Regions from separate parts of the Homo sapiens genome. Here all the other regions are linked to region 3. Evidence: chromatin contacts called from ENCODE Hi-C or POLR2A ChIA-PET data. All regions are on one chromosome and are shown on one strand. Each heading gives the region's core, a stretch centred on a gene start or an enhancer-like site at or near the end of the contact. The rest is flanking DNA. Distances are from core to core; before and after follow the strand shown.

Evidence for each region. Hi-C counts contacts between places; a loop is a spot of excess contacts on that map. ChIA-PET counts read pairs that join two places held with the same protein, here RNA polymerase II (POLR2A). Pooled maps may share reads with other maps.
Region 1: a loop to region 3 is called in a map of CD4-positive, alpha-beta T cell, with 9 times the contacts of the local background. The contact joins the promoter of ZNF726 here to the promoter of ZNF492 in region 3. A Hi-C loop is called at or near these places in 2 of 168 maps with a recorded cell type or tissue (CD4-positive, alpha-beta T cell and naive thymus-derived CD4-positive, alpha-beta T cell) and 4 of 50 pooled maps. POLR2A ChIA-PET finds 5 or more read pairs at or near these places in 1 of 52 experiments (activated naive CD8-positive, alpha-beta T cell).
Region 2: a pooled map shows a loop between it and region 3 (12-fold over the local background). The contact joins the promoter of ZNF429 here to the promoter of ZNF492 in region 3. A Hi-C loop is called at or near these places in 1 of 168 maps with a recorded cell type or tissue (ascending aorta), 1 of 37 single-sample maps with no recorded cell type and 7 of 50 pooled maps.

The regions. Positions count from the first base shown.
Region 1 is chr19:23,912,535-23,916,479 of GRCh38, reverse strand. It overlaps ZNF726 (zinc finger protein 726), which reads right to left and starts at 1,594. Exons shown (of 4, transcript NM_001244038.2): 1 at 1,483-1,594. The coding sequence starts at 1,485.
Region 2 is chr19:21,504,074-21,508,167 of GRCh38, reverse strand. ZNF429 (zinc finger protein 429) reads right to left here and starts at 2,566. Exons shown (of 4, transcript NM_001001415.4): 1 at 2,394-2,566. The coding sequence starts at 2,396. RefSeq lists enhancers at 1,581-2,182, 1,878-2,237, 2,248-2,567, 2,183-2,785.
Region 3 is chr19:22,632,417-22,636,191 of GRCh38, reverse strand. ZNF492 (zinc finger protein 492) reads right to left here and starts at 1,868. Exons shown (of 4, transcript NM_020855.3): 1 at 1,718-1,868.

The sequences.
Region 1 (3,945 bases), core at 345-2,844, 1.3 Mb before region 3:
AGGCATCTGTAATTCCAGCTACTTGGGAGACAGAAATGAGAACCGTTTGAGCCCAGGAGGCGGAGGCTGCAGTGAGCCTAAGTCATGCCACTGCACTCCAGCCACTGCACTGCAACAGAGCAAGGCTCTGTCTCAAATACTTTTAAAAAAAAAAAAAGATTCATTAAAATAGGTATCAATATGTACACTAAAGGACAAATAGTTGATAAAGTCAATTAGAGAGGAGAAACTGGCATTTGGCAACGTCAGACAAAACTGGAAATTTAGTATTTTACTGCAAGCCAGTCAGGCTGGAGGAATAAGGGATGAGGGGCAGACTTGAGGCCCTGCTTGGGACACTTGTGAAAAATTCAGGGAAAAAATCAGTCCCCTGTGGAGTGTGAAAACCATTAAGTGGCAGGAAATTAGATTGAGGTGGCTCTAGTCCCTGGATTTCTACTTCTAAAAAAAAAGTCTAAACTCAAGAGCATTTTTTTGTAAATTACTACATTGGCAGAAACAAAATTCAGGCTTAACGCTTAACCAACTATAAACTGCCAATTAAGCTCTGATTACATAACCATGATATTTCCACCTTGATTGTAAAAATTAAGAACTAGGACGGGGGCAGTGGCTCACGCCTGTAATCCCAGAACTTTGGAAGGCCGAGGTGGGTGGATCACCTGAGGTCAGGAGATCGAGACCTGCCTGACCAACACGGTGAAACCCCCGTCTCCGCTAAAAATAAAAAAAATTGCCAAATGTGGTGGCAGGCGCCTGTAGTCCCAACTACTAGGGAGGCTGAGGCAGAAAAATCGCTTGAACCCGGGAGGTGGAGGTTGCAGTGAGCCGAGATCACGAAACTGCACTTCAGCCTGGGCAACAGAGACTCTGCCTCAAAAAAAAAAGAAAATGAAAACAAAACAACAACAACAAAATAACAACAAAATCTACATAACCGTACCTAGCCAATTACGGAATTTGGTTTTATGATGAAACTTATAAAAACCTTTCCTTCCATGGAATACAAATTAGAAACCACAGCAAGGTGCTCTAAAATTTTTGAATCACACTTTAAATTATTTAATGTTTTTGCAGTGAGGCCCATAAATTTTTAATAGGAAAAAATGGCCTGAAAACCCCACGGACCAAAGCTCTTCCCATTCATGAGCCCGCACCCGGAGTCAGGATTCTGCCCTGACGTTCCTCCCATGGTCCCTGCACAATCTGGGAGAGACGCGGGGCTACTGGTGCAGAGCTGCCCAAAGAGGGCTCCAGGCCAGGGCACAGTCACTGCGCAGTGAAGAGACAGAACGCCCGGGAGCCCGGCTGTCAGCGCAGCCGCCATCTTAAGGCTGAAGGGACTGAGGCCGAGCTGGGCAACAACTCGGGCGCAGATTGTAAAACTGACAGCGAGGAGGCCTGAGTCCCGCCACTGCCGCTTCCCACCGGTTCCAGCCAGCCCCGTTCCCTCTCTTGGGATGTCGCACCCGGCACTCTCACCATTTCTAGGCTTCCAGGGGGCAGGTCACAGGGCCACAGAGGCTGCGCCCCTAAAAGCAGAAGACACAGAGTAGTGAGGACGAGACCTGGAGCTCCGGCCGCAGATAGAGACAAAGGCCCCGCCAAATCCCGGAAGCCGCCCTGTTCGCTCCAGCTGCGTGCCTGATTGGACAGTTCCCAGGACAGCGTCTCTGATTGGATAACGTTTAAGAACCCCGCTTTCTAAGGCCCTGAGTGACAGAAGATGTCATCAGACGTTGGGCTGAATGAAGAAAGATTGACAGCCTAAGCCTCAGCCTTTTCAGGCGGGGCTTCCTCCCGGAGCTGAACGAGGCCCATCTCAGAACACGGAAAAATTTTCTCTCTTCTTTGCTGTCTTTTTTTCAACGTATTAAATATGTGAATAATTTTTTTTTTAGACAAAGTTTCGCTCTTGTTGTCCAGGCTGGAGTGCAATGGCGCGATCTCGGCTCACTGCAACCTTCGCCTTCCGGGATCAAGCGATTCTCCTGCCTCAGCCTCCATAGTAGCTGGGACTACAGGTGCACACAGCCACACCGGGCTAATTTTTGTTTTTTGGTTTTTTTTAGTAGAGATGGGGTTTCGCCACGTTAGCCAGGCTGGTTTCGAACTTCTGACCTCAGGAGATCCACCCGCCTCGACCTCCCAAAATGCTAGGATTACAGTCGTGAGCCACCATGCCTGGCCGACTCGATATTATCTTTAAAGCAAAATTAGGAATACCTTTATTCCCCAGATGTTGGAATATCTGGACACTCCTCCGTCTGGTTCTGCTTAGTAAACATTATTAATTCATTTCCTTAACCATAAATATCTAGAGGCTAGGAATGCCTAACTTACTGAGAATGCAGCCCAGCGAGTCTCAGCGTCATTTTCCTAGCTCTCTCTCAAAACGGAGTCGCTCTGGTTCAAATGATTCTGACATATTTTTCGCCTTCCTTTACAAGAGGACCCTTAATCCTAAGAGTTGCAGAGAGACAAAGATTCGTCTTCTGTAACTTTTTCAGGCTGATTAGGGGCGATAATATTCCTGCCTAACCATTGGTCTCTTGCATTCAGGGTAGAGAGAAATTCAGTCAGACAGTGTTGGTATGGTGAAGGTCGTTCATAACTTCTAGTTCCAAAAGAAGGTGATGTCTAGAAGATTAATAAGCGTCCAATTTAAGAAAGCATTTAGTGAGCTTGTCTTGCATTCCTACACAAAGAGTACAACCACAATATATTCCACAACAGCAAAGCAAAATTAGTAAAATTATTCCACGTAAACTAAACAGGAAAGCCTTTCAAGAAGTGGGCAGTTGTTAGAACCAAACTGATATATGGTTCACTGATAGCACATAAATGGCAGAGATGTGAGTGCATAAAACTTTTATGCCCTGGGTTATGTTATGTAAATAGTCTGGAGCACACACAAAACATTTGGTTTTGATCAAAGCATAGGTTTCCTTTTGAGTCTCTGTTTAAATGTCTACATACACAACAGTTTGTTCGATTATGTAGACAGGATGAAGTCTGTGCCCACTCAGTAAATAAGTTACTCTCTGCATGATTTCAACTAATTCCCAAAAGTAGAAAGCCAATCTATATCTTTATGTTACCCATCCCTTTCATTTCTTCTGAACAGGAGTCAAAGGTCACTGGCTCATGGGAATAAACAGGATCAGTTTCTTCTGTTCTGCCGTCCTGTAGGACTTCATAAGAGACAGGTTTAATTCGAGTTAAGTGGACCCAGCTATTTATTCCCAGAATTTTAACTGCAGTTGGGGTACTAAAGAGAACTTGATAGGGTCCCTTCCACTTTGGGGAAAGTTGACCTGCTGGGGATCCTTTTTTCCAAGTTTTTAATAGGACCAAATTTCCTGGCTGGGTTATAACAAGATTAGCTTCCTTAGTTGGGGAAAGGAGTCTTTGATTTCCATATTCAGAGTGTGTTTTGCACTTGTCACATAATTCTGTAACTTGAAAGTATCCGTGTCTATTAGGCACAGTAAAGAAGGCGTGTAGCTAAAAAAGGCCTTGCATACATTATTTCAAAAGAGCTGAGCTGCAGATTTCCCTTAGAGGCCACTGGAATCTGTAATAAGGCTACAGATAGTAAAGACAGCCAGGTCTTTGATATTTCTTGGCATAGCATAGCAAGAGTCCTCTTTTCAGTTTGATTAGCTCTTTTTACGTTCACTGAAGACTGTGGCCTTCACGCTGAGTGAAGGCAGTACTAAATTTCTAGGTATCAAGATATGTTTTGTGTATTTGTCACTGTGAAAAATAAGCCATTATCTCTGTGTAATTTCTTAGCAGCCCAAATCTAGGAATTATTTCTTCTCTTTTCTTTTCTTTTTTTTTTTTTTTTTTTTTTGCAAAAGAGTTTCACTCTTGTCACCCAGGCTGGAGTGCAGTGATACACTCTAAGCTCACTGCAACCTCTGCCTCTCAGCTTCAAGT
Region 2 (4,094 bases), core at 1,317-3,816, 1.1 Mb after region 3:
GAGTTCTTCTGCCTCAGCCTCCTGAGTAGCTGGGATTACAGGCATGCACCACCACGCCTGGTTAATTTTCTGTTTTTAGTAGAGACGGAATTTCATCATGTTAGCTAGGCTGGTCTCGAACTCCTGACCTCAGGTGATCTGCCCACCTTGGCCTCCCAAAGTGCTGGGATTACAGGCGTGAGCCACCGTGCCTGGCAGAGATACTAGTCTTTTTTCACAAATTGTAGAGAATCAAGGGGTCAGAAATTATTTGTTTTCAACTCAATACCAGCATTTGATTGGGTGACCAGCAATGTGGCCCAAAGAAAGGAAAGTCGGGCTGGGTGAACACAGTCTTAACATCTGAAGGGGTTAGCTTTTCAAACGAAAAGTACACCAGGAGATTCCTCTCAGCCCCAGGGAATACACCTGCTCCCTTCAGAGGCTACACTCCATACCACAGGTTGTCCTATGGGAGAAAATGACCCAGGAATTAATATTCATTAGACAGTCTTGCAGACATAGCCATGACTGATATCTTGGTTTATTCACAGACAGTACTGGAACCCAGGACCAGGAAAAAAACTAAAGGGTGGCTGAGGACACATCACCCCACAAAAATTCCAAGAAAAACCTTGATGCCAAAACATTCTCATAAAATCTCTATGCCTAGGGAAGATAAAAGGAAAAGAGACAAAGATTTTTTTACAATACAGTGTCAGAAGATTATTCCTTGCTTTCTTCTTATGGAAAATATTTATAAACAGAAAACAAATCTTTTTAAATGTGCCATCCAATGCTTTGTCAAAAAATGTTTAATTAAAATACAGTATCAAAAATGTACACTAAAGGACAAATAGTTAATAGTGTGAATTAGGGAGTAGTGGGAGTTGGCATTTGGGATTGTCAGGAGGAAATGGAAATTTTGTATTTTACTGCAAGCCAGAGTTAGGCTGGAGGAATGGGGGGCGTGGGAGTAGATTTGAGACCCTGCTTAGGACACCTGTGAAAAATGCAGGGGAAGATCAGTTTTGTGTAGGGAGTGAAAATAGTTAAGTGGTAGGCAATTCGACTGAGGTGGCTGTAGTCCCTGAATTCCTACTTTTAAAAGATCTAACTCAAGCCGGGAGCCGTGGCTCACGCCTGTAATCCCAGCACTTTGGGAGGCCGAGATGGGCGGATCACCCGAGGTCGGGAGTTCAAGACAAGCCTGACCAACACGGAGAAACCCCGTCTCTACTAAAAATACAAAATTAGCCGGGCGTGGTGGTGCCTGCCTATAATCCCAGCTACTCAGGAGGCTGAGGCAGGAGAATTACTTGAACACGGAGGCGGAAGGTGCAGTGAGCCGAGATCGCGCCACTGCAGTCCAGATTGGGCAAGAAGAGGGAAACTCCATCTCAAAAAAAAAAAAAAAAAAACAAAAAACTAACTCAAATGCTTTTTTTTTTGTAAATTACTACACTGGGGAAAACAAATACAGGGTTAACTATTAACTGGAATTAAGCTCTGATTACATAACCAGGAAATTTTGTAAGCTGAAGATGGAAATTAAGAAACTACGTAACCCTACCTAACCAATAACTGAATTTGCGTTTTTGTACCATGCGCAAAGTCTTTCCTTCAAGCTCCTCCAAAGGACCACAAACTACATCCCACAGCTGGGTGCTTTACAATTTTAGAACCACTCTTTAATTAAATTCTTTAATATTTTGCAGTGACTCCCCTTTTTTTTTTTTTTTTTTGTTTGAGATAGTCTCATTGTGTCAACCAGCCTGGAGTGCAATGGCACAATCTTGGTCTCCTGGGTTTAAGCGATTCTCGTGCCTCAGCCTCCCACATAGCTGGGATTACAGATGCCTGCCACCACATCCGGCTAATTTTTGTATTTTTAGCAGAGAGGGGGTTTCACCATGTTGGCCAGGCTGTTCTCGAATGCCGGACCTCAGTGATCTGCCCGCCTCCCAGCAAACTGCTGGGATTACAGGCATAAGCCACCGCGCCCGGCCACTCCCATAGATTTTTAATAGGAGAGAATGGGAACTGGGAACCCCACGGACCAAAGCTCTTCCCGCTCATGAACCCGCATCCCGAGTCACTATTCTCACCTGACGCCCCTCCCATGGTTCTTGCACAATCTGGGAGAGACTGCGGAATTGCGCGTGCAGAGCTCCCCAGACAGGGCTACACGTCAGGCACAGTCACTGCGGAGGGAAGACAGGACGCCCGGGGCCCGGCTGTCAGCACAGTCGCCATCTTATGGCTGAAGGGGACTGAAGCCGAGCTGGGCAAGGAGAATTCCGGGCGCAGATTGTGGAGCTGACTGCCGGGAGACCTAAGTCCGCCACGGCCACTTCTCACGGTTCCGACCAGCCCCTCCCCCTCTCTGGGGATGTCAGACTCGGCACTCTCACCATTTCTAGGCTTCCAGGGGGTCCTGGAGTCTTAGCTGTGTATCTCCCAATATCTGCGGGTCACAGGGCCACACAGGCTGGGCCTCTAAGAACAAAGGACACAGAAATGAAGACGAGACCTGGAGCTCTGGCTGCAGCAAGAGCCAAACGCCCCGCCATATTCCGGAAACCGTCCTGTCGCTCCAGCTGCGTGCCTGATTGGATAATGTTTAAGACCCGCCCTCTCAGGCCCTGAGTGACAGAGGGTGATCAGTTGCTGGGCAGAATGAAGCGTGACAGCCTAGCTGCAGCCTTTTCAGGCAGGCTTTCCTCCGAGCTGAGCCAGGCCCACCCTAGAGGGTGTTTGCATTGAACCTTGTGTGTAAGGTCATATGCATTTATAAATATACTATATGGCTAGTCACAAATGAAAAGAATATAATAACAATTACTTTTAAATTTTAGCTTTTATCACCTTCCTAGCTTCTGGTCCTTTGAGCAGGCAGCCTGAGATTTTAAAAAGGAGGCAGTCCTCTGAAATAAAATGTGAGCCACATGTGAATTTTTAATTTTCCAGTAGCCAAACTTTAAAAAGAAACATGAAACACGTGGAATTGATTGTAATAATGTAACTAACCCAATATGTTTAAAGTATTATAATTTTAATATGTGAGCAATGTGAAAGGAAAATATCTTGGGCCCCCAAAATTACTAAGGAAAACTCAAGCTGGGAACTAAAGGCCAATCAGAAACTCAAAAGAATTTGAGTCCACCTATCTGTGACCTGGAAGCTCCCTCCAGCTTCGTGTCTTCCTGCCTTTGCTTCAAGTTGTCCCACCTTTTCAGACTGAACCAATGTACTTCTTACATATATTGATTGATGTCTCATGTCTCCCTAAAATGTATAAAACCAATATGTTCCCTGACCACCTTGGGCAGGTGTCCTCAAGACTTCCTGAAACTATGTCATAGGCGTGTTCTCAACCTTGGCAAAATAAACTTTCTAAATTAACTGATGTCTCAGATTTTCTGGGGTCACAGCAATATGTAATTATTAAGGCACTATATATATTTTTGGAACTAAATCTTCGAAACCAACTCTGTATTTTACTTTTCTAGCAAATTGCAGTTCAGACCAGGCACATTCCAGGCACCCAGGAGCCACACATGGCCAACAGCCACCACGTTGAAGTGCAGCTCTGATGTCAGGTGGGTGGAGGCCCTGAACATCCCTTTTCTGCCAGAGGTGAGGAGACAGCCTCTCTCTACTAACATCTATCTTCGGTTCTGAGGGTGCGATAGATAGTGGCCATAGCAAGGGCAGAGGGCAGCACAAATAAAATAACCACAGGTAGACCACTCTTTGCCACCTGTTGTCCACCTTTCATCCAGAGATCAGACAGTGAACAAAAAATTCTGGGGCCACAGGAGACAGGAGAAGAAAACTCTATGTCTTTGGGTCTGTCCACAGTCTTAACCTCTAACTTTAAGATATGAAGAAGGCCGGGCGCGGTGGCTCACGCCTGTAATCCCAGCACTTTGGGAGGCCGAGGTGGGCGGATCACGAGGTCGGAAGATCGAGACCATCCTGGCTAACACGGTGAAACCCTGTCTCTACTTAAAAAATAGAAAAAATTAGCCGGGCGTGGTGGCGAGCGCCTGTAGTCCCAGCTACTCTGGAGGCTGAGGCAGGAGAATGGCTTGAACCCGGGAGGCAGAGCT
Region 3 (3,775 bases), core at 619-3,118:
GGAGGCGGAGGTTGCCGTGAGCCGAGATCGCGCCATTGCACTCCAGCCTGGGCAACAAGAGCGAAACTCCATCTCAAAAAAAAAAAAATATTTAAGTAAGAGCTGAATAATAAGAACACGTAAACACAAAGAGGGAACAACAGACAGTGAGGCCTAGTTGAGGTTGGAGAATGGGAGGACAAAGAGGATCAGAAAAAGTACCTGTTTGGTGCTATGCTTAGTACCTCAGTGACAAAATAATCTGCACACCAAACCCCCATGACACAATTTTAGCTGTATAACAAACCTGCATGTGTACCCCTGAACCAAAAATAAAAGTTAAAAGAGATTCATCTTTTCCCCAGGGTATCCACTTGAGAGGCTACACTCCATATCTCAGGTTGTCCTACGAAAGAAAATGACTTTAGGAGCTGATATTCACTAGATACTCTAGCAGACATCGCCATAGCGGTTATCTTGGTTTATTCAGAGACAGTACTGAAAGCCAGGACCAAGAATAAACGACAGGGTTGCTAAGCACAAATCACCCCATAACGTTTGCAAAATAAAAACATCTTGACACTAAAACATTCTCATAAGATCTTTATGCCTAGGGAAGACAAAAGAAAAAGAGGCACAGAGATTTTTTACAATTCACTATCGGGATATTCCTTGCTTTCTTCTCATGGGAAATATTTACAAACAGAAAACATATCTTTTTAAATATGCCATCTAATGCTTTGTCAAAAAATGATTAATTAAAATACAGTATGAAAAATGTACACTAAAGGACAAATAATAATGTAAATTAGGGAAAAGAAGTTGGCATTTGAGATTTTCAGAAGGAACTGAAAATTCAGTATTTTACTGCAAGCCAGAGTTAAGCTGGAGAAATGGGGTGTGGGGGGTTGACTTGAGAACCTGCTTGGGACCTATGTGAAAAATGCCAGGGAAAATCAGCCCCATGTGGCGGCAAATAGACTGAGGTGGCTCTAATCTTTGGATTCCTAATTTTAAAAAATCAAACTCAAATGCATTTTTTTTTTTTTAGAAATTACTACATTGGGGGAAACAAAATTCAGGCTTAACTAACGATAAACTGCCAAGTAAGCTCTGATTACACAACCAGGAAATTTGTAGGCTCAAGGTGAAAATTAAGAAACTACGTAAATATACCTAACCGATTATTGAATTTGGGTATTTTCATCTGCATCTTTCCTTCAAGATCCTCCCATGGACCGACCACAAACTACAACCCACAGCTGGGTGCTCTATAACTTTTGAACCACTCCTTGCTTAAATTTTTAAGTATTTTCGCGATAACTCCCATAAATTTTTAATAGAAGAAAAGAGGAACTAGGAACCCCATAAACCAAACCAAAGCTCTTCCCATTCGTGAACCCGCACCCCGAGTCAGGATTCTCCCCTGACCACCCTCCCGTGGTCCCTGCACAATCTGGGAGAGACACGACGCTGCGGGTGCAGAGCTGCCCAGAGAGGGCTCCAGGCCAGGGCACCGTCACTGCGCAGGGAAGAGACAGGACGCCCGGGGGTCCGGCTGCCAGCGCAGCCGCCAATCTGATGGCTGAAGGGGACTGAGGCTGGGCTGGGCAAGGCGAACTTGGGGCGCAGATTGTGGAGCCGACTGCGGGGAGGCCTGAGTCCCGCCACAGCCTCTTGCCACCGGTTCCAACCAGCCCCTTCCCCTCTCTCGGGATGTCGGACCCGGCACTCTCACCGTTTCTAGGCTTCCAGGGGGTCCTAGCGTCTTAGCTGTGGATCTCCCAATACCTGCAGGTCACAGGGCCACAGAGGATGGGCCTCTAGGACCAGAGGACGCAGAACAGCGAACACTAGACCATACTCCGACTGCAGCGAGAGACAAAGACCCCGCCACATCCCGGAAGCCGCCCTTTCCGCTCCAGCTGCGTGCCTGATTGGACAGTTCCCAGGCCAGCGTCGCTGAATGGATAACGTTTAAGACCCCCCCCCCCCCCGCCCTCAGGCCCTGAGTGACAGAAGATGTAACCAAACGCTGGGCCGAATGAGGACAGAGTGACAGCCGAAGGTGCAGCCTTTTCAGGCAGGGCTTCCTGCCTGAGCTGAGCCAAGCACACCGCAGAAGGTGTTTGCCTTTAACGTTGTGTGTAAGGTCTCATATATTTGTAAATAATATACTATATGGCTGCTCACACATGAAAAGAATAGAATAATTATTTTTAAATTTAGGCTTTTTTGTGTGTGAGACAGAGTCTCACTCTGTCGCCCAGGCTGGAGCGCAGTGGCGCGATCTCAGCTCGCTGCGACCTCCGCCCCCGGGTTCAAGCGATTCTCCTGCCCCAGCCTCCCGAGTAGCTGGGATTACAGGCGCCTGCCACCGCGCCCGGCTAATTTTTTTGTATTTTTAGTAGAAGCGGGGTTTCGCCATCTTGCCCAGGCTGGTCTTGAACTCCTGACCTCAGGTGATCCATCCTCCTTAGCTTCCTAAAGTGCTGGGATTACAGGCGTGAGCCACCGACCCCAGCCGGAAGACATTTCATTCTGCTGCAATTTAGCAAAATATTTGAGTACATCTTGAAGTTGTCTTTTGATTTTTTTTTTTTTTTAAGACATGGTCTCACTTTGTTTCCCACGCTGAAATGCAGTGGTGTGATCTCGGCTCACTGCAACCTCAGCCTCCTGGCTTCAAGAGATTCTGGTGTCTCAGCCTCTCCAGTAGCTGAGAATACAGGCGTGCACCACCATGCCCAGCTGATTTTTCAATTTTTAGTAGAGATGGGGTTTTGCCATGTTTGCCAGGCTGGTCTCAAACTCCTAACCTCAGGTGATCCACTCGCCTCGGCCTCCCAAAGTGCTGAGATTATAGGTGTGAGCCACCCTGCCTGGCCTGCATTTTGATTTTTACAATGGCAGAGCTGCTGTTGAAGATTTCAAAGTCAGAAGCAGCCATGGGGCAAAGCTCCAGAAGCACACCTGGAAATCACACACAGTGAATACATCCCTCACCCTGAACCAATTGTTTTCACCCGAGTCTGCATGTAAAAATCACTTCGGAGGTCTTTTAAAATCCCCCAAACACAAGTTGCCACATACCAATTAAATCAGAATTCCTGCAATGGAACCTGGGCAATAGTGTAAATATCTCTAGGTGATGACAGAGCGCAGCCAAGGTCAAATGCCAGTGCTGTAAACCAGTACTTTTAGGTGACTAGTTGCAAATTTTTTCTCAAATGAATGAAAAAATGTTTGCCGCTAAGTCATGGCTTTGTCTTACCAATATTACCAAATTATTGTTCTATGCACAACCAACGTCGCTATTGGTTTTGTTCCTGAACCAACCCAGTTGTATATATACTGAGTGCACACAAGGCCCTGACATTGGCCAATGTAGGTGCCCTGACATTGGTGATCGTTACTGTGAGGGAAAAATTTTCTAGAATAAAGGTTGCATTCCCCTAAAATTAAAAACATGCCATGTACCGAATTGGGGCTAAAATAAAAAGACGTATGGTCTCATTCAGGAGTTAAGGCTTGGCTGGGCACGGTGCCTAACGCCTGTAATCCCAGCACTTTGGGAGGCCAAGGCAGGCGGATCATGAGATCAGGAGATTGAGACCATCCTGCCTAACACGATGAACCCCCGTCTCTACTAAAAATACAAAAAAAGTTAGCCGGGCATGGTGGCACGTGCCTGTAGTCCCAGCTGCTCGGGAAGCTGAGGCAGGAGAATCGCTTGAACCCGGGAGGTGGAGGTTGCAGTGAGCCAAGATCGTGCCACTGCACTCCAGCCTGGGCG